Regions from separate parts of the Mus musculus genome. Here region 2 is linked to region 1. The links are chromatin loops, found by intact Hi-C in ENCODE. Cell type or tissue: left cerebral cortex. All regions are shown on one strand. Each heading gives the region's core, and the rest is flanking DNA. Links, peaks and the distances in the headings are about the cores only. Region 1 holds the start of Csmd1 (CUB and Sushi multiple domains 1). Region 2 overlaps Csmd1 (CUB and Sushi multiple domains 1).

Evidence for each region. Hi-C counts contacts between places; a loop is a spot of excess contacts. Peaks named below come from ENCODE experiments on the same cell type or tissue, not always from the same donor. Only the 100,000 strongest peaks of a DNase experiment are listed, where the experiment ranks them.
Region 2: it touches region 1 in a loop (5-fold over the local background); 7 of 42 quality-filtered maps call a loop at or near these places.

What each region holds. Positions count from the first base shown.
Region 1 is chr8:17,524,696-17,540,697 of GRCm38, reverse strand. It overlaps Csmd1 (CUB and Sushi multiple domains 1), which reads left to right and starts at 5,313. Exons shown (of 70, transcript NM_053171.2): 1 at 5,313-5,808. The coding sequence starts at 5,724. In left cerebral cortex, for the core only: CTCF peaks have their summits at 2,947 (motif pointing right) and 7,055; DNase peaks (open chromatin) are centred at 7,766, 8,091, 8,357, 10,145 and 8 more places; H3K4me3 peaks cover 4,526 bases; H3K27ac peaks cover 4,460 bases.
Region 2 is chr8:17,389,442-17,405,443 of GRCm38, reverse strand. The region is part of intron 1 of Csmd1 (CUB and Sushi multiple domains 1); the gene reads left to right. C030002A05Rik reads left to right here. Exons shown (of 1, transcript XM_030243881.1): 1 at 1-16,002. Among named protein-coding and RNA genes, the nearest start is that of C030002A05Rik, 95 kb to the left of the region's middle. In left cerebral cortex, for the core only: a CTCF peak has its summit at 11,295 (motif pointing left); a DNase peak (open chromatin) is centred at 11,305; H3K27ac peaks cover 360 bases.

The sequences.
Region 1 (16,002 bases), core at 2,610-10,609:
CATGATATATGAAGGAAATACAAACTTGAGAAGTAGCCTGCTCATTAGTCAAAACCCCATATGACAGTCATATATGACAATGGAGTCACTGAAGGGAGAATGGCTCTCCTGGAAGCTAGAGAGTTGCTTTTAGCATAGCCCTTTTGACATTCAAATTGGTTGGAATATCAACTGTGGAAGTCTCTGGAAAGTTAATAGTCACTTGTCACTTTTGAGCCTTAATGCTGAGCCAGCATTTATGTGAGCTTTCCAGACAATATTTGCTCTGCAAAGGCATCTGGTTCTCTCTGACGTGCCACAGTAGCCTGGGCTGGCGAATGTGCATGGTGATTCCATGTTGGGCAGTCTTGTTGCAGAAGGAAAGCATTACTAATAAGCGGGCCCAGTGGCCAGCCACCTAGCTGCAGAGGATGGCTTTCAAGATGGCTTCTGTTCCACGGAGCCTCAGGATATGGCTAGGAGGCTGCCTTGCAAGTCAGAGCAAAGGAATCTTCAGTTTCCCCTCTGGGTGTCAGCTGGATTCACCTTGTGACAAACTGGGAGATAACAACTGAATTTTTTTTTCTTTTTTGTCTCCCCAATTCCAGTTTGAAATTGTAAACTATGAGTTGGTGCTGGTGGAATACCTTCCCCATCTGGCTGCTTCTCTTTCTTCCATTTCAGAGGTGGGTTGTGTGGGGAAAGGAGACCCCGTCTTTGAAGCTTTACTGTATGTCTGATGTTGTTTCAATACTGGGTAAGGGAGACCTCATTACATACATCGCAGATGAGGAAACACAGACTACATTTGTTTGCATGCTTGCTTGCTGAGAAGAAGGTAAATGTATGACTCAAAGCAGACTCTTTTGACTCCAAGGTTCATCTCTGATACCAGTATTTGTCAAAGTATTACCTCTGATATAACCATGTCACCTTGAACTTGGAAATGCCAAATCATAGATCTTATCCAAGAAAAACTGCTTACTTTGAGGTTGAAACCAGCCACGTGCACGTCCATAATACAGATGACCAGATGCCTTACGATTTTACTGCTGTGAACCGATACCATAACCAAGGCAATTCATATAAAGGCAACATTTAATTGGGGCTGGCTTACACATTCAGAAGTTCAGTCCATTATCATCAAGGCAGGAAGCATCCAGGCAGATACGGTGCTGGAGAAGCTGAGTGTTCTACATCTTCATCTGAAGGTTGCTAGGAGAGGATTAGCTTCTAGGCATCTTGAACAAGGAACTAACCAGTAACCCCAGAGCCCCAGGGACTAAACCACCAACCAAAGAAAACACATGGTTTCTTGACTCATGACTCAAGCTGCATATGTAGCAGAGGATGGCCTAGTCCATCATCAATGGGAGGAGAGACCCTTGGTCCTGTGAAGGCTCTATGCCCCAGTGTAGGGTAATGCCAAAGTCAGGAAGTGGGAATGGGTGGGTTGATGAGCAGGGAGAAGGATGAGGGGATAGGGCGTTTTCGAAGGGGAAACCAGGAAAGGGGATAATATTTGAAATGTAAATAAAGAAAATATCTAATAAAAAAAAAGCTTACACTGATAGTGACACACCTACTCCAACAAGTCTACAGCATCTAATAGTGCCACTCCCTGGGCCAAGTATATACAAAACATCACACTGATTTAAGTTATTGTTATGCACAGAGATGCCCATGGTTCCTAGAGTGCCCTTTCAGGCAAGCTACATAATGATGAAAGAGGATTCACAAGTCTCTTAATCTATGCAATGAACCATTTATCGTGAGTATCCACCACCCTAAAGGCATGCACACATAGAATGCACACACTGCTTTATCAGAAAGGCATAGCAAAGGCTTGGCAGGCAAGTATGGATGAGCCACTCAAGAGAGTCATGCACAGCAGCGTGTGTCATCACACTTGCTTATGTGCCTCTACCTCCTTTCAATGGTGGCCTGGGGATTGCTGTATTCTAAGGTCACTTACAAAGAATAGTGATATGATATTACTGTCAGAACATTCTATACCCCTGTCACATTATGCTCTCCCCTTAGGGAGGTGGCAGGGCAGAGAAGAATCTTGCCATCAACTGTATATGTCCTAAGGTCTTTTGTGGGGGAGAGGGATTTATATGGGTACAAACATCCAAGTAGAGTTCACCTTCTGGCTTTTGAAGGAGGTGCCTTCCTATAGGTAGCCAGATTTCTTAAAGAAAGAAGTCCCCTCCAACTCTTTCATGATCGTCCATCTATTTCAAATACAGGATTAAGGAAGCCAAACAAAGTCATATTTAGCCATCCTAGCAACAAGCTGTATTCTCTAAGATTTTCATACCCGTACAGCTCTTCAGCTAATTAGTATTCTCATTTGTACATTGTGAAAAGCAATCTATATTTATCTCAAGCATCATGTTTCTGTCCTCTCCTTAGGTGATTCCATCTCACAGGGGCTTTTCATCTCTTGAACGTTTAGGTTGTCATCCTTCATGTGGATGATGCTGGGCCCTCAGGGACATCGCCATCTTTTCAGCACAGCAGGGGCCTCTCTGCTCTTTCTCTTTGAACTCCTCCGGGCCAGTCTGGATACCAACCATGTTTCTAGAGTAGCTTATCCAGGTTGTGGAGGCCGAAGAGTGCTCTGCAGAGACTGAGAAAGATGTCCACACCCATGCAGTGGCACAAACCTTCCAGTCACTGCAAAGAGGCCCCGCAGCATTTCTAGGGGTGAAATCTCACTGTCCCTCACTGAGATTACCTTGTAACAATTCTAAATTAGGGCCTTCTCAGATCTGAGGGAAATTACGCCCTCATATCAAATCAGAGACCCAAAGAGGGGAGACCCTCTAGGATGCTATCAATGTTCTTTGTCTATGGCATAGGGATATGAAGGTATACTCGGCAAAATCTTCCAAGAAGGTAGGTGACCGGAGTGGAAGATGAAAAAGAGATGGGATTATGGCTTTCCTAAAAGAAAAGCAGAGCACTAGATGGCAGCAGAGCCCCATGGTTTCCTTCTGGGCTGTGAAGTGCCTGAGATCCTAGGTGGGGGAGATTCCCAATATTATCACATTCCTCCAAAATGAGCTATTCTTCCTGGACAGTCTTATGCCTTGGGCTCACAATCAAGTTGCAATCTGACAAGGTCGTTCTAACTTCCAGACTCAGGATCTTTCTTCCTTTCTAATCTGAAACAAAGTGATTGTCATTTTTTTGACTGTTGTTGCTCTACAATTTTACTCAAATAGATAATTTGCAACAAAAGCATCCCCCCAAAAAGTGTTTTAATTATTGTTGTTTTGAGACAAGGCCTCCCTGTGTAGCTCTGGCTAGCCTGAAACTCTCTTCCTAGACCAGGCTGGGCTTGAACTTGAGGTGATGGCCCCGTCTGTCTCCTGAGTGCTGTCTCTACCGGTCTGTATCACCCTGGATCTGAAAGAAAAAGGGTCTTTAAGCCTGTGGCCATGAAGGAGCCACTCAATCTTGAGTTGTCAAAGTGCCACCATTCTGTGCAAAGCAAAGGTGTTTGACATCTCAGGTGACACTGAACATTCTTGATTCGGACCCTAATAACATGGCTCCATCTGGGAGCCCCCCCCCACACCCCCCCTCCCCCCGACAAAGAAGTGAGATTTGGAAATGGTTTTTAATGGCAGAAATCCTTCTTGGTGACATGAGTCATTAGGAGTGGCATTCAGAAGACAGGACACCGTTTCTCATGGAGGTCTTCAGCTATGCTGCTTCTGTAGATCAATGGGTCCTAAGGAGGAGCAGCGGATGAGCTATCGGATCTCCTAATAGGTCTTGTTGTTGTTGTTCACTTGCTGGAGTGTAAATAACACCTGGGGGAATGACTTAAAATCACACTGTAGGTGACCCCTTCCACTCCCTGTCACACTGAAGCACACAGGGCATCATTCTCAATCCATTGCTTTAGAGAGATAGCCTGGAATTTTCTCCCCTAGGGATAAGGGAAGAGCAATGGGAGGATACTTTCAAACAAACAAAACAAAAAAACTTCAGATCAGTTCCAAGAGAGCCTGGGGGAAACCTGCAGGAGAACAGAGCCCAGGGTTTTTTTTTTTTTTTTTTTTTTCTGGGGAGCTCCAATCTCCAGGAGAAGGATTCTAGGCTGGATAAAGTCTCTGGTTACTCTTGGAAGGTAAGGTACAGCCGGTGACTCTACATTTTTGGAGTCACTCTCATGCCCTCACGTCATCCGTGGGCTTCAGGGAGCAAGAAAGCTCTAGAACACTAAACTTGAGTGGCACACCGTGACTCTGCCCCTAACAGTGGGCACAATGCTGGTGCGATGATGTGGCCATCAGCCTGCCTCCACACACCATCCTCATTCCTTGGTGTGAACAACTCACAGTCAGCATGGGATGAATGTTCCCATGCTGGGGGCCTGAGATGTCCATCCCTGGCCCCTTCCATCCTATCCTCTAGAACTCCCGAATCCTTTCTAAGAATGGAGCATCTGTGAACTCTAGCCTTCACCTGGTTTGGATTTTTTCAATTAACCTACAGCCTTTTTCTAGTAGTTTACTCTGTGTGCACTCACTGGCTGCAGTAGACCTGCTTTTAGGAACTTCCTTCTGATCCCTCTTGCAGGAATGCTGGATGTGATGCTGGGGTTCACTACACTTTTGTCAATTCTCCTGCTCTCACAACCAGAACAGGGTGGCAGCCCAGTTGGGTTGTTTAGATTCATTTTGTTTCCCACATAGAGCTGGGCTTGCAATGAGGGTAACACTAACAGGACTAAACAGGAGCAGAACAGGAACCTGTCAGAGGCTCATCATAGTTGCAGACAGTCACCTTTTCAAAGGTAATTTATAATTTCTTTTAAAAGCACCATTTTGCTCCCAGTTTCAGTCACAGCTGGGCCCATTCTCTTCCCCCACCTGCATTTCTTTCCTAACTTAGGCAGAGGTCTTCTTCTGGTCAGTAGAGAAAGAGAAGGATGGAGGCTGGCCTCTGCCTGCCCCCACAGAGCCCTCGGGCTCGCTCGCGTGGCCAATTGTATGGTTTTTCCCCGGTGCGCAGCGTGGGCTTCTCCCACTTGAGCGCCCAACAAGTCTCCGTGCTCCAGCCTGCGCGCAGCCGCGCCAGAGACTGAACGCTGCGCTGCCTGCGGGAGCACTAGCAGGGGCCTGAAAGCCCGAGGCCAGGCTGAGTCCCGGACTGCGCGGTGCCAGCCTCCTTCCCCTCTCGGTGGGTAGGATGGTTGAGTCCAGCCACCACGGCAGCGGCTCCTTGCGCCTCTAGCAGCCTGTCTTCGGCGCTCGCTCCCCGCCTTCCTCCCGCTCCAGCCCTGCTCCCCCCTCCCCCCGCGCCCCTCCCGCACCTCCCACTCGCTGGCTCTCTCTCCAGCTGCCTCCGCTCCAGGTTGCTCCCGGTTGCGCGCGCTCCTCTCCCGCCTCGCCCCCTCCCGCAGCCTCGCCGCCTTGGTGCCTTCCTGCCCGGCTCGGCCGGCGCTCGTCCCCGGCCCCGGCAGCCCCGGGGCTGCGCTCGCTCAGAGCATCTTCAGCCCCGCAGTGGCTCGGACCCGATGCTACGGGAGCGGAGCGAGCCGGGCGCGCAGAGCTGCGGGAGGCGTCAGATGCGCGGCCGGGCTGGGGACCCGGAGCTCTTGCCAGCTCGCCTTGCCCTTTGGTGATTACCGGACTCTGTTTAGAGCCCGGTTGTTCCTCGGAGGAGACCGGCGCATCCGAGAGGAGCCATCCGTGTCGTGTGCGTGTGGAATATCTGCAGACATGACTGCGTGGAGGAAATTCAAGTCGCTGCTCCTGCCTCTGGTGCTGGCGGTTCTGTGCGCGGGGCTCCTCACTGCAGCTAAGGGTAAGACAGGCTAGCTCGGTACCGGGGAGACGGCCGAACCCTCGGAGGCCCGGTTTGCGAACGCGAGTGTCTGATCTGAGGATTGTAAGGGACCAAGCGGCAGGCACCGACCGGGTGGCTGTCCACCAGCGACGCTAGGGAACGCAGCGCCCGATACCGAGCTTCCATCGCGTTCTTCCCACCCCTCATCTGCCCCCGCCCCACCCCCGCCCTTCCTTCCCCCTCACTTGGGCTTAAACGACATTTCTCTCTGTGCTGTGTACTGTGGGTTGTCAAGGAGAAGAGAGCCCGACACGAGTTGGGCAGAGAACTGCGCCTTGGCTCCTGGCGCTTGGTGGGCTTGGCGGGTCGCAGGCTGGGGTAGTTCCCACGACTTCTCCCCGGACCCAGCGCACCTGGGAAACATACTGGGCACCGTCAGCCTGGCAAGTTCAAGCTCGCCGGGCTCCTGTGCCATCAGAGAGAGCTCCTAGCTGAGTGGTGTTCCCATAGCCTTACACCTCCTCTCACCCCATTCCTATGCTTCCCCTCCAAGGTACTCAAACTAGCTGTCTCTGGGATGTCGCCTCCTCTTTCCTTCCCTGGACTTTGCTTTTTTGCAAGTTGTGATATCTGGCAAGGTGGGTGAAGCCAGTGGGGAGTTCTGGTCAGGTTTCCCTAGCAGATCAATTCTCTGTGGGTGCAGAGGCAACCCCTGTCAAAGTCTGATCAACCAAAGGAAAGGGCTATTTCTGTATGGTTCCTGGGGCTTTTTTGTCTCAGAGAATTTGGCTTTCTCCTTGAAAGGAGTTAGGGGATGTTTTCTCCTAAGTCTCTACAAGCTGCAACCTTCGGGCTGGTAACAGCTCCTGTGCGCTAGGTTTAGTCTATGGGAAGGAGGAGGAAAGAGAGGAGGAAGGGGGGAGAAGGAGAGAGAGAGAGAGGGAGAGAGAGAGAGAGAGAGAGAGAGAGAGAGAGAGAGAGAGAGAGAGAGAGAGAGAGAGAGGATTGATTTCACATTGGCAAGTACCTGCTCCCATTTCTTCACTCTCTCATATGCTCCTGGTGCTACTGGGTGTCAGGTTCCCAGTTTCCTTCCTCACACTACTGGGCAAATCTGTATCTGTATCTTTATAGACAGACTGCTTTTCTTTTTAAAGGATGGAACCAAGTCTTACGACTTTTTCCCCCCTTTTGAATCATTTGTCCCCTCTTTTCCTCAGAAGAAATTTCCCTTTCCTCTCTAAGACTACCCCAGCTGCTATTCCCCTAGTGGTTCAAATTCAAGGGTGATTAAGAAGCCACAGAGGACTCTGTGATCTCCATCCAACTCCACACCGGCCTGGAGAGAGCAGAGGATTGCCTGAGGGCTCCAGGTGGGGGAAAATTCGGCCTTCTGATGCTGGCCCCTCTGCTTAGCATCCTTCTCACAATAACTATCCGTGGGATGTGTCCCAATAGCTCACCTAGAAATAGGTGGGTCCTGCTTAACTAGAAAGATGGGATTGCTTGATTTTTGGGGAGCTTCCCACAGATGTCTACCCTCTGACTACATGTCCCCCTCCCCCCATCTAGCCTGGGCCTCCACCTGAGGAGGCTCCACGGGTCAAGCACCAAGCAGGGTTAGGTTGGCAGAGGGCTCTGGTCTGGGCACGCTGGGAAATGAGAGGCAAAACATGAAAAGTCTGTGCCCCCCAAACCAGGTACTGATGTCAATGTTGGAAGTGGAAAAGATTCAGGATACAGAACCAGGCTTTGTCCAGACCAACCCTTGCTGAAATGGTATTCTTGTCATGCAACTATGCCAAACTTCTTACCCTTTCCTGCACTCTGAGATGATCTAAGGCAAAGCTTCCTCCTTCCTTAAACCTGCAGCTCACCCTTGGAGCGCACTCTGGGTTTCCTTGGAGTTCTGAGCAGTCCTAGCTCCCTCCCCCCGCAATTAACAGAGGTTGCTGCGTGGACCCCACAGCCTCTCGCCCGGCTGCTTAATAATCCCTACACGTGTGCGGGCTGATTCCGCCCCCACGAGGGTGGTCTGCCGCTCTGGGGGAGGGGAAGCTGGGGCCGGGCGTGGAGGGATAGGTCCTGGACAGAGGCTGCACTGGCCTGGTTAAGGGATTCCAGGTTAGGTGCATAGAGTCCTGGGCCTGGACTCAAAGCCCCAGGGAACTGAGTGCCTCCTGCGCACCAGGAATCCCGGTTGAGACCATGGACGCCAAAGTGAAGCCAAGGCGCTGCCAGCCCCTGCTTGCTTGGCACTGGGATCTTACGCGAGAGCGCGCGCGCGCGCGCACCCCCGTGCTCAAAGTGACTGGGACTCTGGTCTCCAAGAACGTTTGCATTATTGTCTGACACACGGAGCAGGGGGTGCATGCTCCTTCATTAACCCCCTCGGGATCCGAGCTGCATCCCCTACCACTCACGAAGTCAGGCGCAAGCCCTGTGGCTGTGCAGGCTGGCAGGAGGCTGGTGACGCCAGCAAGAGAGTAGCCAACAGTGTGCTGACTGGCAGCTGGGGCAGGGTCGCAGTTTCCCTTAGAAAGCCAAAGCCACTGGGCCAAGGTCGGGCCTCTGCCAGGGGTGTCACCTCTGGGCTCCAAGGCTTGGCCAGAGGGTCCGAGGGCACCCTGGCGCCTGCGCAGAATAGGGTCCTCCTCCAAGGAGCGCACAGGAGGAGGGAGCTGGGCCACTGCCACTCTCAGCTGTGCTGCCTGCACTCAGGTGGCAAGGGCTCCGAGGTAAAAACAGGTTGACTTTTTAATGCCTGGGACATCTTTCATGACCTGTTTGCAGTGTCTGAGAGACTGGAGGCACTGCCGTAGAGGTGGTTGGAACCCATAACCTTCAGTGCCCAAGCATTAGTTGGGGAAACCAGGAATTTATTTATTTATTTATTTATTTATTTATCTATTTATTTATTTATTATTGTTGGTGTTGTTTTTGATGATGATGATGATTAATGAGATGACAAGGATGGGTTCCCAAGTTTAAATCTCTTTGTGAAAGCACATTATTCAGAAAGCAGAGGAAAATGAAGATCTTTAAGCTTTTTCACTTGGTAAATAGATGGAATAATTCATACAAGAAAGCTTGCTTAAATCTGTGCCCCCGATGCGGAATTGAATTATCTCTATAGGCCTTTTGAGCAAAGTTTGTTTCTCAGTAGGTTCTTGGGTTATTGGTTGTCTGGCTGTGAAAAGAAGCTAGCCTTTAGGCTTGGCTTGGAACTCCAGCTGAAAGTATTCTCACCTAGTGCTGGAAGGAGCCTTGCCTGAGGAAGTTTGAGAATGAAGGCAAAGGTTTGTGCAGGTGGATCTTTAGGTTGTCTATCTCCTCAGTAAAGAGATTTAAAACACAAGACATCGAATTCCCACAGAAACCATATTCAGAACTCAAAGGCCAGAGAGGAATGTATGCCTAAGTCTTTTAATGCCTCTAGATGCTTACCCCTTTGAAAATTCATAGTACGAAAGGACTATAAGACTTTTAATTTGCAGGTTCTTTATTTTATTTTATTTATTTATTTTTTAAGAGTAGGGCCACTCTAATTTGATGAAGCCAGCAACCGGTGGAAATAAGTGTGCTCACCCTGCCCCCAAATCCACCATGCATCAGAATGATGGAGGACTGTTAACTCTGTTTTCAAGTTGTCCTCATCAAATCTCTTCCCCCTTGCATTGCCAAAGACAGTACTGTATTTTTAAACTCAGATCTGGTCAGCCAAAAGCTTCCTACTACTTCTGGTGTAGCCATTTAGTTACTAGTGTGGGACTTTTAAGACAATGAACAAGCAAAGCAAATCCTGGGGTTAGAAACATTGGTTAGGAGCCAGGAACACGGGCCATTCTTCCAGAGGACTGGAGTTCGATTCTCAGCACCTATATCAGGCAGCTCACATCCACCTTTCCTTCAACTCAAGGGGATCTTACACCCCCCTTTGGCCCACTCATGGGCTACATCTGCACATAAATAACTAAATGCATGTATTTTTTTTACAAAAAATAATAAGGGAGAATATTTCTCATGATATCATGGGATTGGCAAACTGGAGAAAGAGAGAAAAACCACCTATTTGTACACATTCAGAGGAGGAATGGTAGCAGTTCTGAAAACCATCCTTCCTGGGCTCAAACAGGGAGGTTAGTAGAGACTAAAGGGAGGGGCTATTTTTAGGTTGCCTTTCATCTGGCCAATCATGCTTACTCAGGACATCCATCCAGCTTCCAAGTTCCTCCCGGCACAACATCTTCTTCCCCAGGGCGAGGCTGCTCCAGTCAGTCTCCAGTTTGTTGTCTGAAACACAATCCCACTTGGAAGATGTCAAGAAGATGGTTCTGCCTCCTCCCAGAAATAGATCAACAAAGGCTTGGTGGCCACTTAGTGCTCATTGCCGAGGATCTACCAAATCCAGTGTAGACATTTCTAAGCTGTCAAAATGCAAATGGCATATTAAACACTCCATGCTCTGCTGAATTCTAAATGTGACTCTGGTAGTGTTTCTGCTGAGCTCATGGTGAAATAAGCTGTGACAACTTGCATGTGTGCAATTTAAGCTATATGTTCCTTTTGGGCCTTTTCCCTTTCTTGTTGAGTTCATTTCCCTCTATGAATAATTAGATATACCTAAAATGTGAAGAGGGGATGCCTTTAAATTTGATTTTACTAGGCAAATTCTACATCACAGGAAGATTTCTTGTAAGGAAAAGACATGTATCCACACTATCTGCATCTTTGTTCTAGGGAGCCTTTGAAGACCTGTTCATTCCTTACATCACCAGAGTGGTAACTTCAACTTCCAGACCAGGGCTGACTAGGAAGAGGGGATCAAACTAATTTGGTTGTGCTCTCCCTACTGCTTGGACAGTTTTGGATTCTGTTTTGTTGTGTTGTTTTGTTTTTGTTTTTGTTTTTGTTTTATGAGCTAAATGGTCTTGATCTTGATGAACCATCTGAGGCCAAGATATAGATGCTTTTGGCTTTGCTGAAAAGTATTCATCCTAAAGGAATCAACCCTCTACTGCTGCCTTCAGATGCACGGGCACAGTCCTTAGCTCCCTGGATATGTACTCCAAAACAAGCTATCAGTATACAAGTCAAATACTCATCCGCAAGCAATTATAGCTAAATTATAAGTAAGCAGGTTGCTCCCACAATGGCTTTAAGATGACCTTAAATGACCTTTGATTGTCGATGTGACTTTATTTAAGGGCAACTCTAGTCCCTGGTGTGGAGACCGATTGTGGGATTAATATCCTCTTTATTTGAAAAAGAACACACAGAAATTGTAAGGCAGAGCTGGTTAAAATAGACTGGTTCATGAGCTTTCTGCTGATAATACAAACCCTGTTTATCGTCCAGTGGATCAGCTTCTCCAGATGCTATGTAGAAAGTGGCTCATTTTGGTGCATTATCCCTCAAGTCACTTACATCAGGCAGGGGTCTGCAAGAGAGAGAAGTGCCACCTGTGCTTGAGATAAGTTGCCTGGTCCTTTCTTTGGATTAATTGTAGAGCTGTAACTTGGATGGCAGGTGATGTGACTTCCACCCACTTTGCTAATGCTGAGTCTAGAACTTCCTTGATGGATGAAGCAAAGCAAAACAAAATACCACACCACATAGAGTCACATACCTGCTTAAAACAACTCTGGGAGTTTTGTGTCTTTAACACATTTGAAGTTTACGACTGCAGCCATTGGTTTAATTTCAGGGGTGGTTTAATTTCATTTTATTCTTTGTTATAGAGTAAGTCAGGGACATTTTACTATATGCTTTAAAACTTGTCACTGACATGGGATCAAGGGACACAACCTTGTGGGAGTCAAGTTTGTTGGCACTACTTTCAGATTGTTTTTGCCAATGGGAAATATATTGGGAATACAATTACAACCAGGGTGCACCGTGATGTGATGTGAGCTACCAGCTCACCATGATGTAATGTGAGCTACCAGCTCACCATGATATAATGTGAGCTACCAGCTCACCATGATGTGATGTGAGATACCAGTGAGCTGAATGTGTTTGTTTACTAATTCTGGTCTTTTTGGAGAATCTCAACTTTAAAACAAACAAACATAAAAATGAAGACAGACTATGAGCATGTGGGTTCTACAGAATTAAAAACAAGATTGTGTGTGGATGATCCATATAATAACATAGCATGTGCACCCCAGTAGAGCTCTGATAACTGAGGAGGGTTAGGGCGTGGCTACACTCTTTCCCCATATCCACAGCAAGGGACTTTTGAATGTTCTTATAAAAAGCTGATTTCACCAGAGAATAATTCCTCTCTTTCTCCTTTCAATTCCAGTTCCCACCCTTGGCCTCCAACAGAGTCTTAGAAGTATGCATGGCATGATGTCACTTCTAGGGCAGCAGCAGCGCCCATTCACAGGTTATTCTGATACGGTGAGCACAGCTGATCGTAGAACAAGAGGACCTATATTGAGAACAAGGCAGAAAGGAAACTACAGATCTAACTTAGTCTGTACAAATTCAAATTTACACTCTTTCATTATTTAGTAAAGAGATGTGGACTAATTACATTGCAGATAAAAGATATACCTCACTTTAAATACATATAGATTGGATCTATATGCATCCCATCCCTTCTTCCCTTTCAATAAAAGGCATGAGGCTTTTATTGAAATAATAATCATCAGTTCATTAATCCATCAAAGGATAATTAGCCCACACAGATTTCAACATGAATTTGCTTTGTCATGAGTGAAACTGTGCAATTATTTCAGATTTTTTTCTTCTGTACCATCCATGGCTCCATTATCACTGTCCATCACCCTGCACTGTTTAATCTTGTTAAAAGTATAAATTTACAACAAAGCTCCCATCTGAGTTTCCTGCCCATAGTGTTTGTATTGTGAGCAGACTTCAAGGAATAATTATAGTCTTTCATGTGAGAGACTACATGTTGCAACAAATTATTCTATATTTTTCCCATTACTCTTTAGTATACTCTGATGTGATTGGTGTTATGTAAGAAAGAGCTAAATGCTAAATTAAAATTTGCATTATTTGAGGACTGATACGTAATGATTTAAAAGCCTTTGAAATCAATTGCGGACTCAAAGCACTCATTTTTCCCAAGGCCTAGAGAATCCCTATGGCTTTATTCAAAGAAATTGTTTCTCCTGTACTTAATGTGAATCATCTCCACTGGTCTCTTAGGAGTTGGGAATTTGTTTCCCAGGATTGATATCCATGGACAGAATGGGGAGGAGTCTGGGTATCCCCTTCTCATAAACACACACAGTACACAATCCATTAGGATGAGGTCATGTTTTATGCTTTCTTCCTACTTTGCCCGGCTAGCACAGAGGACATTTCCACTCCACTCTAGTGTGTGAACTCACTGTCCATAACCAGTCTTTCGTCACTGCACCCATCTCACATCCAGGCTTAGCTAAAGGCAGACATGAGTTCTCATGGGAGAAAAGCCACACTCTTTCAAAGAATAGGGATACATGTCTGTTCTGAGGCTATCCACAATTGTTATAATGGTTCAAAACATTTTTTTAAAGTTGTTAATTTGTAAGGAAATTGCTATATTATCAGGTACAGTGTCATTCTGGGCATCCAAGACTTACAGGCTTGTGGTTAGCACTTCTCTAAGGAGAAGAGCCTTTAACAGCATAAGAGCTGTCACATTTCTATAAGCAATCTGCTTAATTGAGCAAATAGATACATATTAAAATATAACATTTTGAACATCAGTTATATATATTTCTCACTCTGCTTCATTCTTATATGAATATAATTAGTGGGGAAGTCTTGGAGTAAAACCTGCCAGAAGGATTTACTTTTGTTTTATGAGGTGATCTGTTCAACTTAGAGGACACATTAACCAAGAAAACTACGGGTTATTTTATTTTATTTTATTTTATTTTTTATTTATTTTTACCTTTTGAAGAGTAAGAATGTTTATGGTAGAAGCCAACTTCAACTTCACTATATAGTTGAGGCTGGCATAGAACTCTTGATCCTCCTGCCTCCACCTTCTAAGTACCTGTATTTTAAGCTGTGCAATACCACATGGATAAGATGTATGAATTTTAAAACCAAAATCCTTAACAGTTTAAAATATCACAAGTATAATCTAGAGAAAGTCAAGTGGGGCACATTACCAGGGTTGCCCTTGTTACCACAGACATGCCTCAGCTGATTGACGTTCTCAAGTGTCTAGCTAGAACCACCATCACTGTCCAGATGCAGATTTTAGTTTGTTGTGGTAGTGAATGACGAAACTTGTGGATGAAATCCCATATATTTGTTGGTAACTCTCTGGAGAAGGACTGTAGGGGGCACTGGTGCCAGTGGAGAATAATGGAGCACTCTAAGCAGAAACACTGATGGGTTAACTCAGATATGGGCAATCCCTCTTTTTCCTTCTACTGCAGTCCACAAAGGAGAGGTTGCTGTTGCTTTCCAGGAGCCTTCTCACTGCACCAGGAAACAGGCTCTTGACATAATTTCCATTGATCCAAATAGGAGCCTGTGTAACAGAGACCTTGATGCCATGGCAACGTTGGAGAGGAGAGTGTCTGGGAGGTGAAAGTGGTTGGGGACTCAAGGAACTGTGGAATAAGGGAAAGAACTGCAGCTAGTGGGTGGAGAATGAGGGCATTACCAAGAGCAAGTCTAGAGATAGCTGGACGCCTTGCCTGGTAGCATAGAGCGGTCCATTTGAAGTGTACAGTCTACAAATGAACACACAAACATTTATGCTCAGTTGTCACCATGGAAATGCACATGTGGCTCCCTAAAGTAGAAAGACCATAGAACAATGTAGGAAGAAGGACTGTGGAGGGTCCATTTTGCAAGACACATAGTGTGTATATTTGAGGCCTCACTACCTTCTTTTCTCATGTTTCTACTCTTTCAAGTACTTATTTGAATATCATTTATTTCTTGGGAAATAGCATAATTTTGGTAATGCCTTCAGAGATTAAAGCTAGTGGGAAATAAGTTGGCTTTTGACAAAATAAGGTGTTAAGAACCTTGTGCCTTCCTGAAAGGAAGCATGCTCCTGCTTCTTGAGCCCTACCAAAACTTCTAGGCAATACCACTTCCAGACATCTGTAGGTCTCCATATTACACACCTGTTCAGTCTGACTGTCTAGCTCTTTTTCTCATGCTGTCTTCTGGGGTCTTTCACAAAACCTGGTACAACTTAGCTTGAGTCATCCTGGCTGTTTATGTTTTTCACTGCCTGTGTGTCTGCTGGTCTCTGAGCTTCCATAGATTTCAGTCCATGTCTAGTACCCTTCGGTTCATAAACAGTCAAACTCCCTTTTAATTTCTGGTCACTTGTTATACCTTGCGATCATTAGTCATTGGGTAGGAAACTGCATATCTAGGAACTTTGGGGAGATAGCCTTCTGTGCCACTGTTTTTGTGTTCCACACATTTCCTATTACATTGGCCTTGGAGAACAGAAGGATCTTGGGAATCTGTATTTTATGCACTCACACTGCTGCTTTAGCAAATAGACCCAGGTGCACTCAGCCCATGGTGTAGAACACCTATGCATTAATTTCAGTGAACACAAAGTGGTTTTGAATGTTCTGTATAAAAGTGCAGGCCAGAAATGATAAGAAGTAACCCTAGTCTCTGCTTCACACATCACTTACTCATGATGAAACTTGAACTTGTCCACACAACCATCTGTGAAAACATTAATCCAAATTGTTGGGTTTATTTCCCTGCTTATTTGACTCACTGGGCATCTTGTAGTGACTTTTCCTCTTTGCATAGCCATAAGAGTTCAGAATGTTTGCATTTTTTTCTTTTCTGGTTACAATAGTTTAATATTAGAATGTGTTCTGCAGATATTTCAACCTACAGTTGTCATTTTTATCTTCACAACTATGTTATCTTCAGCCTTTTAATTTAAAAGAATTACATAAGAGGATTATGGAACAAAGATGAATTAATCATGCCCTTTCTTTGACAAATACATGTGCAACATTACATTTCTGGAGGTCTTAGTGGCACGGGGAGAGAATCAGGATGGATGTGCTATTAGTATATTGAAAAGATGAGAGGTCTTCTGACTTTAAAGTATAAAGAAAGTAGCAGAATTGAAATTTGAGGTTTATAAACATACCTCCTACCAAGTGTGTTTCTCTTCCAGTTTTTATCATAGATGTACAGTATAGAAAGAGCTGGTGTAAAACAACATGACAAGAAGAAGCAGCT
Region 2 (16,002 bases), core at 4,546-12,545, 140 kb after region 1:
GGATTTGGCTATGGAAGCGGTCACAGTACTGCCGTGGTGATTTTTAAATAGTAATAAGAATTCACAGTGTTCTGATGGCTTCTCTATTCTCTAGAAAAATAATGAATTGATTCGATTTATTTTTCTCTCTCTTTTGGCCAATAAAAGGAGAACTTCTGCATAGGCTGTTTAGCCGGGAAGCTTATTAAGTAGAAAAACTGGAAGAGCAATCAGAAGCCACTTAATTTCACACACACACACACACACACACACACACACACACACACACACACACACACAGACACACACACACACACAGACACACACACACACCCCTTATGGCTGCTTATTGAATTGCAAGACCCTCTCAGCAGGCAGCCCCGACCTTGAGGCTGCACAGAGTGCTGATTGCGGCTATTATGAATAAAAGGAGACATTATGCTGAGTAAATAAGAATCCAAAATAAAAGGAGTTTGGGGGGGGGAGCTGCATCCATACTGGATCAGTTCATTTCTTTGGGGAGGGTTTCAGTCCTTTTCCATAATCTTTTCTGCAAAACTGATTCTATCAAGGGCCAATCCTCTGGCGCTTGGGGAAGATCAAGTAAACACCAGCACATGTGTAAAGATGTCACAGTGAGCAGAAGGACAGTCTTAGGGTATTACCTGACATTATGAGGTGGCCACAAATTGCATCTCTTCCAGCTTCTTGCCCTCTACAGAGTAAAATGCTATTCATAGTTGGTTGAAAAATATAATGTGTAAAACCCAATTGTGTTATATATTACGTAAACTCCATGCAAAATAGCTACTTTTCTCTAAAGGATAGACATTGCAAGAGGTTAACAACCATGCCTAGGGCATCGCCTTTATGCTAGGACCAAAGGCAGTATGGTCACATGATGATAAGCATACTGCTGGTCTGACTTGTATATGTGTCAGCAGAGCAACATCCCCCCCCCCCAGCTGGAACTTCTCTGTGCAACCCAGAAGACAGCTGACTGCATGTGGGAGTCATGCTACAGCTCTGTCAAATCATGGCTGGCTCTGTGTAACCATCACATGTCCAGCGTGTCTATGAGCCTACCTCATATTTTATCAAATGTGAACTTTTGAAGATGCTTGATATTTTACATGCAAGCTCCGGAAACTGTGGTGGGTGCTATGGGACAGACTTACATATTAGAAGAGTAAATCGGATATGTCAATAAGTTCAGGGTGTCGTAGACTGTGTAGCTACCTTATAACACACATAGAATGTACTGTGAGGGTCATAAGGAGTTTGGAGACTCGGGTGGTTTTCTGAACATGATATCCCCTCAAAGTAGGTCTTGCAGAAATTCAGGAATATGTAGAGAAACGTTTGTTCTTCCGTCTGTGTTCATAGCTTCTTTCTCTTTTTCTGATTCCACAAAAGGGCTGGTTGGGAGGATTAATTCTTAAAGCCCAGTCTTCCCCCTAATCTAGGTTGTAGTAAACCATCACTTCCTATCCTCAGAAGTGACTCTACTGGCAGTGCCTGCACAAGTCCTAGGCTATAAGTGAGACATGAATGGCCAGGGAGACTATTTCATCATCTGTAGAGTTAAACGCCTTTTCTGTCTATCATCCATGTTGTGGCATGAGGCATCTCTCCTCATAATCAGATGGGTACTGCAACTCATTTTTCAACTCTCAACTATCCTTACAAAGTAATGTGGTCCTGTAGAGTTAGGACAGTGAATTTGTGTCTTCGCTCATGACTCTTCTTGTTTGTAGGGGTAACACTCAACTGCCTCTAAACATAGAGCAAAGGGGAATCCTGACAGACTCTCTCATCTATTCCTCTGCTGCCTGCATGATTTTTTAAGTATTTTTTATTACGTATTTTCCTCAATTACATTTCCAATGCTATCCCAAAAGTCCCCCACACCCTACCCCCCACTCCCCTACCCACCCATTCCCATTTTTTGGCCCTGGCGTTCCCCTGTACTGGGGCATATAAAGTTTGCCTGTCCAGTGGGTATCTCTTTCCAGTGATGGCCGACTAGGCCATCTTTTGATACATATGCAGCTAAAGACAAGAGCTCCGGGGTACTGGTTAGTTCATAATGTTGCACCTACAGGGTTGCAGATCTCTTTAGCTCCTTGGATACTTTCTCTAGCTCCTCCATTGGGGGCCCTGTGATCCATCCAATAGTTGACTGTGAGCATCAGGGAAAAGCCTCGAAGATATGATTTTTTTAAACTCATCACCAAGTCGTGCAACATAAGCTTTGAGTTAGGAGTGACTCCAGTCTCTGCTTTGAATAAGTTAAATTTTCACTAATGATTTATATACACCCGTAATTTCTACTTTTCAATGATAGGGCTGCAAACACAAGTGGGAATGCAATTCCAGATATAGAAGTAGTTCCAGCCATGTAACTATACAGGGACATTTGATATTGCCTTTAGTAGTTTTTTTCTCTCCAATTATCAGTTGCATATGGCAAAAATACAAAAGCATAATGGAACAGTAACTCTGGAGACTTTTTTGAAGTCTTTAAAACTAGGCTTGGATTTGAAGTTTTAGAAACTGTAAGAAGGAAACAAATAATTAAAAGAGAGGGTGGTGAAGGTTAATTTGAGGGAAAGTCAAATATGAAAAGTTTTCCAATGGAATGCAAAATTAGTTCTTTTGTGTCCTTTACATTTATGCAACAATCAGTTGGTTTCCTTTCCCCACTTAAGTCCCATGTTTAACAATTCATCTTTTGCTCTTACTTATCTCTCTGTGTTTTTTTTTCTTTATAAAATTTTTTTAAATTTTAACTCCAGATTTTATTCCCCTCCAGGTCCACCCTGCACCTGTTCCACATCCCATACCTCCTCTCCACCTCCCTGTCCCCATTCCCCAGCTCCACCCCGCCAAATCTCTAAACTCCCTGGGGCCTCCAGTCGCTTGAGGGTAAAGTGCATCTTCTCTGACTAAACCCAGAAAAGTCCTCTGCTGTATATGTGTTGGGGGCCTCATATCAGCTGGGGTATGCTGCCTGGTTGGTTTTCCAGTATCTGTGAGATCTCAGGGGTCCAGGTTAATTGAGACTGTGGGTCCTCCTCCAGAGTTGGCTTCCTCCTCAGCTTCTTTCAGTTTTCTCCTAATTCAATGACAGGGGCCAGCAGCTTCTGTCCATAGGTTGGGTGCAAATATCTGCATCTGACTTTTTAATCTGCTTGTTGGGTCTTTTGGAGGGCAGTCATGATAAGTTCCTTTTTGTGAGTGGTTGGACTTTTTATTATTATTGGGAGTTCCTGGACCTGGTTAGTGAGTTCACCTTGTTATGTCTCTTCAGAGAGAGAGACATGCTTTTTCAGGAAACATTCATGTTGATCACAGTATTTCTGTCACATCTCCAATCAGCCATTTCTTCTACGGTTTCCCCATACTGCAGAAGCATTTTCAATTGAAATGTCTATTGTGCCATAAAGATGGTTTCATCATCACTCTCAGAGAGCGAACACAGGAAAAGGAAGCATAGAGTGTAGTTGAAGATTATCTAGCTTTAAACTTCAAGCTTAGGTATTATATGGCCAGCTGTTAACTCCTTTAGTCAAGTTCCACACTAACAGTCAGAGACTTATGCTAGAACTCTCTCTTACTCTACTCTAGGGATGATGACCCAGTGACTCACATCTTGTTCTTATTTTCTCCCTGATTCATGCCTGGCTAAGTGGTGACATCTGGTAGGCACTCAGTATAAAGGTGTGGTTCCTGTCATGAGCAGCTCCAGGGGATCCAACAGTAAGCAGAGCAGGAAAGAGCCAGGATTATGGTGCTAATATTTCTTAAAAGCTTCTGGAAAACAATCCACGAATCAATGACCCAAGACCAACCATATCACCTCACATTTCCCTTTGCTACGATCCTATCACTGCAGGATGCACTATATATTGGAACAAAAGGGAGAAAAGCCCTATTACTCATTTATGTGTTTGATAATGAGGGTGATGATTTCCACTGCCTCAAAGTGCCCTTTCTGCCAGGAACATTAGTCATCAATAATAGACACTTTGTTCATTGCTTCTGGGCGGTGTAGGCTTATCAAAGAAAAGGGGAGTGGTGCCTATGTGGAGCCAGAGAGGTACTTGGAAGTTTCTGATGAAGAGCTTCTCCTGATTATCAGCCTAGCTAGTGCCTCAGTTAACTTGCTTGTGTATGGGGACATGAGTGACCATCACCACAGGTGGGTGACCCTGTGTAATATTAGATACCCAGTAAAAAGCACAGGATATTTCACATGTGGTCTGTGATCACTCATGGTTCTCTATCATCCAAACATTCTTGGTGGGACATTCTTAAATGTATGAGACATGGTGTTTGCAGTAGTTCTGTTTGCTTGCCCACAAAGAGAACATAATGTACACTAAATGTACCAGAAGCAGTTTTCTTATATGAACTCAATAAAATTCAAAAGCCACAATGAAGTTCATACTTAGAAAGTGGGAGAGCATTTGTTTTTCTGTAATCCTGTTTGTTTCTAGCAACATTGCATACATTTGCAATATTTCCTTGAACGCTCTTTCTTGAGGAAATTTATCCTGGAATCCAGGCTTTCCTGTCCCAGTCTTGTGACCTAACTAGCAATCACATCTTTGATACATAATGCAGAGAACACATGTGCACATTATGTGTGTTTTTGATCCCAACTAATTCTAATAATTCTGAGTTTTTATGAAAAGTGACTAAGGAGCTATGGAGGAGCTATGTCCAGTCACCATGATTGCAATGGGAAAAGTACTTAAATAGACACCTTAAATGCTGGCTAATGTATCTATAACTTGTTTATATTCCAAAGTTTTTCTGGTATTTCCCACCCAGACCATCTGTGAAAGTGATTTTTGTCTATAGTTTTCTTTTCTATATTTGCCTGTGGGTCACACTTGGTGAACCATCTACATTTTGGTTAGCAGGATGCTGGAAGCTTTTGTTCTCAATGTTTCCTAGTTTTGTGTCCAGTACAGAGATGCTAAAGCAGAATTAGACTGAAATATTACTTCCTATTATACTGTGCTATACAAGAGTACAACACTGGGGATCTGCATTATGTTCTAGGCATTGCTCAGTGTATTATTATTGAATTTAATCTGCACATTAGCCTTGTAGCTGCTATTATTGTCTCATTTTTGTGCACAAGAAAGCCAAGGCTTGGAGAAATTAACAGGTCCAGTTTACTATTTAACTACTATATGGTGTCAACTAAGTTTGTCCAAGTTACTGTAGACTCTGGTTCCTTAGCAGTTCTTCAGAATGCCCCGTCAACCATAGCATTAAAGGTACCAAAGACAAGATAAAATTTTTACCACCTTTATGTTAAAATGATGTCCTGGACATGAACATCTTCCTCTGAGAAACTGGAGCCAAAGACCAAGTTACTGAAGACATTTTTGAGCATGCAAACACTTGCTCTTTGGAAAGGATGGTTTTGGATTTGTTTCTATAAGACTCTGTAGTGAAGACTGCCTGGAAATGTACTGTACTGTAGGCTTAGATTTTTTTGAAATCTACTTTATTTAGAGTTCTTAAATGCTTCAACTTCTCTTCTAACCTACCTACCAGAGGCTGGAGAGAAAGAAGTTTAAAGAAAAAGGGGTTGTGGACCTGTTTAACAGTAGTTCTTTGAGGTAATTCCACTCTTCAGAATCAGGATACCAGCTGTCCTGTTCAATAGCAAATGCCAAACACCAATCAGTAGTGGAGACATGATATGGCAGAAACCATAAGTCCCCCAAATTGGCACAAGTCACTGGAAGCAGCCAGTATCAGCTGGAATACCATGAGATATTCCTTGGCACATTTCTGTCTATGAAGTGAAGACTAGTGAAAACTAGCAAAGAAGCAAGACCAGCGAAGAATTTCAAGGCCAGTGAAGTGCAGGAAAAGCCAGTAAAGTCCAGCAAAGCTCTTCAAAGCCCAGTGAATTGTTGCACAGTGTTGCAATATAAGAGCACCCTCTCAATGTTTATTGGTTTCCATTTATTTTCTTCCTAAACATTCCTTCCCTCTCACGCATCCATGCTAGCAAAACATGACATGCCCTCTTATGTGTCTTCTTCTGCAAAACCTATCACAAGGCAGCTTCCAGAGAAACAACATGTGACACAACTGAGTTTCCAAAGAAACCAGAAACTTCCACTTCACTGTATCCTCTATTCTGGCCTCAAATCCATAGATATTTTCTTGCCGTGGTTTCTCAGATCCTAGGATTGAAGGTGTGTGGTAAGAGAAGTCTGTAAAAGACAAACCTTCTAGTGAAACATTTAAGTCTGCTGTGTGTATTCACTGATTATTTCAATCATTTCGTTTGCAAACCATAACTCAGTAGCTTCAATTTCAGAAGAAATGCAGATTCTGAATTCTGTAGCTAGGCAGCTTCATGTGCAAACTGCTCAGAGAATGACATTCTTGCTAGGTATTACTTAAGAAAGAGTCCTTTGCTTCATATCTTGGGCTAAACTGTACTGTAGACATTCTTTTGAGAGAAAGTGCATTACACTGACTTAGGACCAAATCCTTAGCAGACAGAGGTAGGGCCCTTCTGAGCATGTGTCTGTTTGTTGCAGGGCCTGAAGTGAGGTTTGTGGTATATCTATAACTCATTATGAGGTGATGTCAAGGCAAATAATGCCGGCCTATGCTTGTGTGATCTGCCTCAGTTTCCTCTGTGGCTCTTCTAATGGAAGATCAAAGTGTGGCTAACTCACAGCCTGACTGAGGCTGTGCAAGACTACTTGAAGTTTTGCATTGGGAAACTCAAGTCCAAATGGGATGTTTTCCTTCAATGAATTTGAGGAGAGAGGGAAATATTCTTAGTTACACCCCAAAGTTTCAGAAGAGGCTGTAGGCACAGAAGTGAAATGTGTGCCTTGGTGGTACTGAAGCCCAGGTTTGAATTACAAGACCAGACATCATGAGCAGACAGGCAGAAAACAGGCTCCACATGGTTCTGATGATACACGTTGACCTTCAAGAAGCAGAAGTAGCTGAGGTCATCTCAAGAAAGAACTGATTATGTATGGTGTAGTTGCTCTAGCACGACATCCTGTATAATGCTTATGATGAACTGTAGCAAATGCCTTATGGGGACACTCAGGATAAAGGATAGGCACTGGAGATATTACGAGGAAAGAGAGAAAGGTCAAAGACCACTGAGAGCCCTTCTGTCTGGTCTGGTGACGATCAGTTTGGAAGACTGGCTTAGTGGGAAGGCAATGGGCTCACTGCTGTTAGCTTAATTTTAAGCTGACATCGTGGTGTGGTTAGAGGGAGGAGCCAAAGAGTTGTCCGCTGAGAAGAAAAGCCTCTTGTCAAGGTTTCTCATTCTACCCCCAGCACAATAGGTCTGCAGTGAGTACAGTTTCACAGCACAGACAGTCAAATCCCACCGATCACTTATGAATGTAGAGTCAGCATGCCCCTGCTGGAGAAGAGGAAGCACATTGGAACATGAAACACTTCGCCTTCTATCAGTGATAACCCAGCGAGGCCTCATTAGCTCGCTGAACTACCTAGAGTAGTGTTGGCCACTCATCTTCCTGTTTAATTATCAGACTCTCCAGTGGATCCATCTTGTCCAGGGCATCTCACCTCGCTATGGTTACGGCCTGATACATTCTACTAGTGTGGCTTTTTTTGAGTAAAAAGGTTGACTATCACAATGCACTTGGTCTTGGTGCAAATTACGCCATTGAATTACACTTGGTTTCTAGGCTGCCTGTCCTCATTTGCAGCTTAATAGCCTCCTTGGCTTTTAGACACACTCAGTCTCTGATAAGGCTTGTGTTCAAGTCATCTGCACTTTACTTAACTGTGCCCCAAAGCACAGAAGTAATGAGGGTGTTGATTTGAATATACTAAAGAGAAACCTGAAGATGTTGCTTTAAATGAAAAGGGGAAATTGCCTGACTCCATAAGGAAAAAAAAAAAGTCACACTGAACTATCTAAGTTCACCAACAGAGCAAATTTCTATCTGTAAACTTGTGAAAAAGATAAGCTGATTCATGGTAGGTTTGTTGTTAGGCCTCACACTATACTCATCAGATCCACAGCACACAGTGAATGCACAGCCAAGGTACAAATGGCAGTGTGTGAGATAACTTGGTCCTGCCCACTATTTCACCATTCAAAGGGGGTGATGAAGTATTTTCCCATGGACAAATACAACACTTTCCATCAACCTGTTTCTTTTTCTACCTTCACTACTTCATAGTGAAACATTCCAGGCAGATCTACTCTTCCTATTGCATTTCTATGCCCGCATGTTAAGTGATATATGCTAACATTGATATGACCTCTTTCAGCGAGCCAATGAGATCTAGAAAGAACCTTGAAGAAGATCCTATGTGACCCAGGACACAGCGAACTATTACACACAGAGAAAGGTTAAAGGTTGAAGAAAGTCATCTTGGTTCTAGTTTTAAAGGCGTTGTTTTATTCACTTATTGCCACTGCTTCTCATCCCCAGCAGAGTTGCTTGCACCATCCATCCTCCTTTCCCTACAGCTGGATCTTGGTCAGATGAAGAAGAGAGTGGAGCCACTGTCTCCTAGAACATCTCTGAGACTGCTTCCATCTCTTTCTCTTACTTTGACATAAGATCGTTTGCTTCTATTGGATATGAAATTGCTTTATTGAAACTCTCAATGATTAACATTTTTCTCTGTCCATGAGCCCAATCCTCTGTGAGAAAATTCCCAGGCTCCCCATCTTTTTCATCTTTCATTGAAAATGCAAGGTTACCCTGTGAGGAGAGGCTGCATAGAAAGACACTTCCTCTAGACTGGAGAAAGCTTTCTTCCTCTCATGGAGAGAGCTCTTTATGCAGCATGTTCTTCACTCATGTCAGATATTGATGGTGGCCTTTTTCACTGTCTTGGAAGTCAGCAGGGGGCTGTCTAAGGCAGTGAGCCCCAGTACGAGTCAGGGTTCTTCTTCACATACATGTTGATATAGAGGCCAAGGGGATGTGACTTTAATGGCTGTAAAGATGGGTAGTGGAAGCGGGGAGATGAACAAATTGCTGCAAAATTTCCAAGCATCATTTAGTAATGACTGCCTTTTAAAAAGGAAGAACAAAAGCAGGCTATACAGCTGGCGCTGCATACTAATCTCAATTTATTCATAAAGTTCAAGTTCAAACCTCATCATGTCTAAATATTTTCATTATTTATTACAATTAGCATATGCATGATTCCTGCTACCTGTCTGCCTTATTCAGGAGTGCTTGTCCTGCAGAATAACACTGAAGAAAACTTGAACAAATCTCTCCTGCTAGTGCTTAGTGCCCACCTCAGCCCAGCCCAGGCATGCTGTCATTCAGCCTGGCACAGCGCTGTGCCACAGATAGGTGCTCATCGAATGTGGAAAGTGTGTGATGCAAATATGCATTAATTAATATCTTAGAGGCAAAAGGTAAGAAAAATTAGTCTTCATGTTATAATTTGAAAAATGAGTCATGGTAGTTAATTAACCTATCTAATACCTTAAGGTAATGAATGCCTGAATCGATTCACAATTAACAATTCAAATAACCTTGCCTTTAAAGTGGCCTTATAATACCTGTATTTAAACCTAGACAGCTGAAGCACTCAGTGTTGATCTTTCCTGGCATGCCTGTGGTGGTATTCCAGTATGTACTGAAGCTACAAATTCATTAGCAGGCAAAAGACTTCTGTAGATAATGTTCACACCATACTTGGATTCTCGTTGCCTGCTTACTTCATATTTAAATGTATCCAGCATATTCTTAAGAAATATATTGAATTTGCCTTCTTTGTCCTTGCAATTTGTTATGAGGAAAAAAATTAATGGTAGGGACCAAAGACAGAATAATATGCTGTTTAAAGCCATGACAATTTGGTGATTCCAGTGCACACCAGGTCAAACTGTGACTGTCTGGGTGTCTGAATTCCTGCCAGAGCGTGCAGGTGAGAGTCACTCTGCTTTCAGCTATAGTTGAGCCCATCTGCTACAGCTTGGGAGATACTTGGCTAATATTGGAATAATGAACAGGTATCAGAAACAAAGGAAGTGGACTGCGGCCACTGAAAGAAAAGATAACTCTGTTCTATGTAAACTCATGCAAGTTTAGTCAAATCCTGTCATCTTGGAAAATCAGCTTTTTGTGTGTGTCCAAAATAGCAAGGATATAATTTATGATGCCAAATTCAGTTGGTTCTGTCAAGCTTAACCAGGCTCTGGTGTTTAACCCTTACTTGAACTATGATGTTTAACCCTTACCTAGACTACATGTCCACATGTTTTGTCAGGATCTCAAGCACAGCATTGATCAGACTGAATTCACTGCTTCTCGCTCTCTCCTCTGCCAAAAGAATAGCAGTTATGGATTTCATTTGCTTTTTTGAGTGGTTCATGGATGCAGATTCCTAAATTACTGAGAGAGAATTCATCCACCCTGAGCTCTGTATTGGCTCCCCTCATACCCTGTCCTCACCAGCATGGAGCCCCAGCTGTGTCCTCTCCACTTCCACAGCCAGGTCTGTACCTTCCCACACCATCTCTCCTCTAGTAACACAGCATAGCTTGCTTGCTGTCCTGGGTTTGTCCTCTCTTGTTCATCTTCCCTGTGAGATGAACTTAGTTTCTTAAACACACAAGGCTCTTAGGTTGCTGCTATTGGTAGGACCAGGAAAGATGTTTTCATTTGACAGAGAAAATATTACATAACTTGTTTTTGATAACTCATCTCCCCTTGGCCCCCTCTCACTTTTTAGCCGATTCTGACATGATCCTCTACCCTGAGTGCATTGGATTTAGTGTGTTTAAAATCATTCCGTGTTGCTCTTTCTAAAAGACTATCCATTCCCTTTCATAACGTTCATCCTGATCCTGTTTACTGAAATGTCCTTAGAACCTATCTCAAGTGTCTCTTCTTTGGTGACCACGGATCCACAGATATTTGGATGATTCCACTTCTCAGACTTGCATGCCTGCTTCTTTCTGAACTTTTCTTGTAGATGACACATTCTAACCATCGGAAAGATCCTCTGCTTTTGTTCTCCCAGAAACCGATCCCAAGTACTCGGTAGTACTCAACTTCCTGCTTTCTAATCCCGTCTACCTTTGTAACCCTTCAAATATTTATTATCCTCTAATGATATAGACTGGAATCAAACATAAGGATGTATACTTGTTTTAGATGTATGAATTATATGCTTATAAAAATAATTTATTTATGACATTTGACTAAATGTGAAATGAGAGAATTCACTTCAACATTTTTTTACAAATTTCACATCAAATTTTAAATCAGATGGTTGATGGTGGCACCTTCTGGCCAATTGTGATATTGCATCTGGATCCATTGTTTTGAGATTGGAAGACACTCTTCTGGGACCTGAAGTCCTGGAGATTAGTCATAGTCCATAAGGACCTACGCCATGGTAGGCACATGGTAGTCTTTTAAGTTCTGAACACCACACAACTCTTACTTACTGTTCGTAAATACAAGCTTCATTAGGGTAGAGCTCATCAACACGGCCAACTTATGAATATCCAGTTTCTATGCTGAGTTCTCAGCATATCTAGCCTTGAGATCATATCTTAAGACAATTAATGCTCATCTTACTAATTATTAATCACTTGGATGTGTATGAAGTACCACCTCCTTTTTAGGAAATATTAAGCACCTAATATACAGCGAATGTTCACATAGCAGGGTCAGCTACACCAAAAGTATGTGAGCATTTATAATGACTCTTTACTAATTGTCTGCTCTATTTGGTATGTGACAATTATGTTCCTATAAGAGCAAAGTGTGGATATATAAAATTTTTACATAATATTTAAGTTCAAGAAGAATTAGAAACTATTATAAACCTTTCCTCTAAAATGTTTTAAATGAGCAGATAAATGATGCCATAAACTTGATAATGTTTCATGGGAGCTAATGACCAAGACAGACCTAGAATGCAGAGAGTGGTGCCTGAGTGTTTTTATACTTGGCAGTCCCCACACATTCCTGTAAATACAATTTGACCTGTCACAAGAGTCACCTCATGAGCTCCAAAGGCAAGTGTCTGAATGAGCTCTGTCCATGTTCTACAATTGTGTGCACTTGTCCAGTTAGTTAAGTAGTTAATCTTCCTAACCATCAATATGCAGATCTTGGTTCACCTGCCCACAGGTTGTTATGAAGAACAGAATGATAGCCCCTGTAGGGTGCTTAGCTCGTGGAGCCAACATGTGTTCTACAAACTCCACAAATACAAATCATTTAGATCCTTAACTGGCCGTCATTTCTATAAGCCTGTGACATCTGTTACCTCTGTCCTTTAGTGCACAGTTCCTACTGAGTTAACTAGCTCACATTACTTACACAGGACCACACTATCTCTTCTCTGAAATCTCCACAGTATTTGAGGACCACAGCTTCTGAGTTTTAGCCCATGGTAAGCTGTCTCCATTTCTGATAGCTGTCAGGAAACAGAGTATTATGATGAGAAAGAATGTTCTGGGCCAAAGTGCTTTGCTTCAGGGTTGTCACACAGAGAAAGACGAGAAGTCCTGGTAAAAGAGCATCCCCTCAAGAGAATATTCCTACTGTCTTCCTCCTACTAGGACCCACTATTTATCTCTACCATGGCAGAAGGTGTTACCTTGAAATTATGACATAATCAGTGCATTAATTATTAGTTACATCATATTCTCCTGACATGATCATGTTCCCAAAGCCCCACCTCTGAACATTACACTGGAGAGGACGCTTTGGAGGGATCCTTATATCTGAACAATGACTCTTTTCTATCCCAGCAGATACCTCACTACCCAGTGCCTCAAATCAGGGTGAGTCTAACCTGAGTTTGCTGACATATTTGGGTGCCACTGAAAAACAGGGTAAGCAAGACAAATATTCCTTTAATAAGGCAGCCATGGAGTATTTTGGATAAGATAGAAAGAGCATCTGCATTTGGTTGTCACTTTTAGTAGTGCTTTGGGGGATTCTTTGTGCATTTTCATGTTTATGATCACTGGGGTTGAGGACTGCATTAGTTCTGTTCCCATACAAGGAGTTTAGGATGAATAGGACTTGCCTGTCTGCTGTGGCAGCTGTCACATCTTCATCTCATGCAACTTTTCCCTACTTGTCCACATCTGAGAAGGTGATCAACAAGGAGACATCTGCAGTGGCTTTTTACTCATTGTAGGGATTAGAACAGATCTATGAGGCTAGGCCTAGCCATCCAAATATAAGTACATTATGAATGTTTATTGACAGTTTCATTGACATGTGAGGACCAGAGAGGTTGCATTCAGTAATCTCACAATGGATAAGGGAAAGCATCACTCAGATTTAGCTATAGGATTAGGGGGTGGGAGGGACTTGGCTTTGATGTTGAACTACATGGCCTTCTGTGGACTTTACCTAAACCCTTTGCAGCGTTTTCTCTTTCCCCATGGAAACTGAGCACAATGACCCCTGAGAGCTGAGCATAGGTGATGCTTGACACAGTATTGACACATGCAAGCGTTTAGCAGCAGGCAGACATCATTTGTTATTATTATTTTATTGACAATATGGAGGCCACTCATTGTCAAAGGTCACACTAGTTGTTGGAGGTGTAGAAAGATGAGGAGAACCAAACTGAAGGCTATGAATAGGGCTCTGATTCCCAGGAAGCTGCTTGTCTATGTCTCGCTCACTTCCCTTTTGTCAGGTATAGAAAAGGAAAAAGATGTCTGCAGATAGTTACGTTCTTCGTATTCAAGGCTCTTTGTCCATAGCATCCCTGATGAGTTAGTGAAGGCTTGACAGCATCTTTTTATTCAGTAAGTGCTCAGGAACAACCCTCCCACTTGCAGACACTGCAAGGCCTGACTAGAAAGAAAGGCCAGATCACACTTTTCCTTCCCATCTGCCTGGAGCAGCCTTGGGAAGGGAGGAGCTCAAATGCTTTCTCTATTAGCTGCATTTCCCCCTTCAAACAGTAGATGATTTCAGGAAAACATAAGAACTTGAGTTCATGGCAAGTTGGTTAGACTTCATTCAGAGACATTTTTCAGTAATTATTTTTCAGAATTTCCCACCCATCTAATTGCTATTCCTCCCTCTTCTGCTTATCCCACATTCATCGTTTATCTCAGAGGAGAGCACTTTCAGCTCTGTAATGAGCTGTGCTTTCATTTCTTACAATGGAGAGATTCTTATTCAACAAAGATACAGACAGAACTCAAGGCTGTGGTGCAATTTTGTTCTTAGCAACAAGTGAAGTTTCCTATGTGACTTCCTAGCCAAAGGCACTTTTCTTTATTGATTCATGATTAGCTCAATATATCTTTATCTATCTATCTATCTATCTATCTATCTATCTATCTATCTATCTATTGTTTTCATCTATCAATCATATGTGCTTGTATGAATATGTATGTATGTGCCTGCCTGTCACTTATCTGTATCTATTTATTTATCAATTAAGTATATGTGCCTTTACATAATTGCCTTTTTAATATTTATCTCCTGTCATCTATCAACACATATATGTGTGTGTCTACCTACCTATCTTTAAATCTATTCACTTATCAAAAATATATATCTGTCTATCATCTATCTCCTATTCATTCTCTCTCTCTCTCTCTCTCTCTCTCTCTCTCTCTCTCTCTCTCTCTCCCTCCCTCCCTCCCTCCCTCCCTCCCTCCCTCTCCCTCTCCTCTCTCATATACTTGTCTATGGATTGGATTTGGAATATCTTGATTTTCCTTAATTTACTATGGTCTCCCCTTAGTTGTTTGCCAGCTGCAGTATCTTGTTGATTCTTAAATGGCAAGCAAATGGCACCAAATTAAGTTCCAGATAATTGCTTGAAATGACAATGTTCCTATATGAGTTAATCCTATATGAATAAATTGTTTCAAAGCTAAAAACAACACACAGTACACAGTTCTTTAGTAATCATGTATTGTGTATAATAGATTTTAAAATAATATATGATATACAGTATTAATATGGCTGTATTTAATATTTATATATAATTAGTTAATATATAACTATATTGTTATATTGTTATAAATTGTGAGAACTGTTTTATTTCTGAATCCCATTTTGAACAAGATTCTATTTGACCTACTTGATCAATTAGGACTGATTCAGTTCTGGCAGATTTCAGTCTCTTGCACTACTTCTCTCCAGTGCTAGGATGCTGGATGATGCATTCACGAGCTTGGATCAGAGCACTATAGTGTGAGCTTGCTGCTCATGGCTCAGATGCAGCACATCACCTCATAGGGCCGTGAAAGCTTTGCTTGTCAGACTAGTAGAGTTGGTCTCCTCTCACGGCCAGTTCCCATCCGTTCAGAAGGATCTCTCTCTCTTCTGTTCTTCAACCCTTGGCGTGAGGGTGTGTGTAACATTTGTATGAGTATGAACTAATATCTGACTTGGGTTTGCTTTGCCTTAAGACTTGCAAAGAATCATCTCTGTATCATGTGTCATCAGCATTGGCACAGTGTGATGCCTTTTGCAATTACCCAACCTGTGATTATTGTTGGTTAAATGACAACATAGTTAGACAGAATCATCCAGCTGGGTATTCCTTCTGAGTGAAGCCTATGGCACACCCTGCAGCTGAAAGGAAATATCAAATAGGTCAGTAGTGGTTTTCGATGTTCTGATTTCACCAAGTTGGGGAATCATAATTAAAACATTAAGAGAATTCATATTCATTTTGGTTTATATTAGGCAAGGTTGGTCACAAACCAAAGTGACATAAGAAGACATTTGACCTCCTTTCACCCTTTTGCTAAGTTCAGATCTTCTCCAAGAAAGACAACCCATTGACCTATCATTGACTATCTACTAATGGCCCTCTAACAGGGGACAATGTTGTATGTTTGTAGGATTTGTCTCCACTAAGATGATGTAATAGAAAGGATTCTCTGTTTAAGATTCAGATAAAGTTTCCATTTCTCTGCCAGGTAGCCAGAGATCTTCACCCATTAGAACTTCCCAAGTACATGAACAATGCATAGCAATGATCATTCTGAATCAG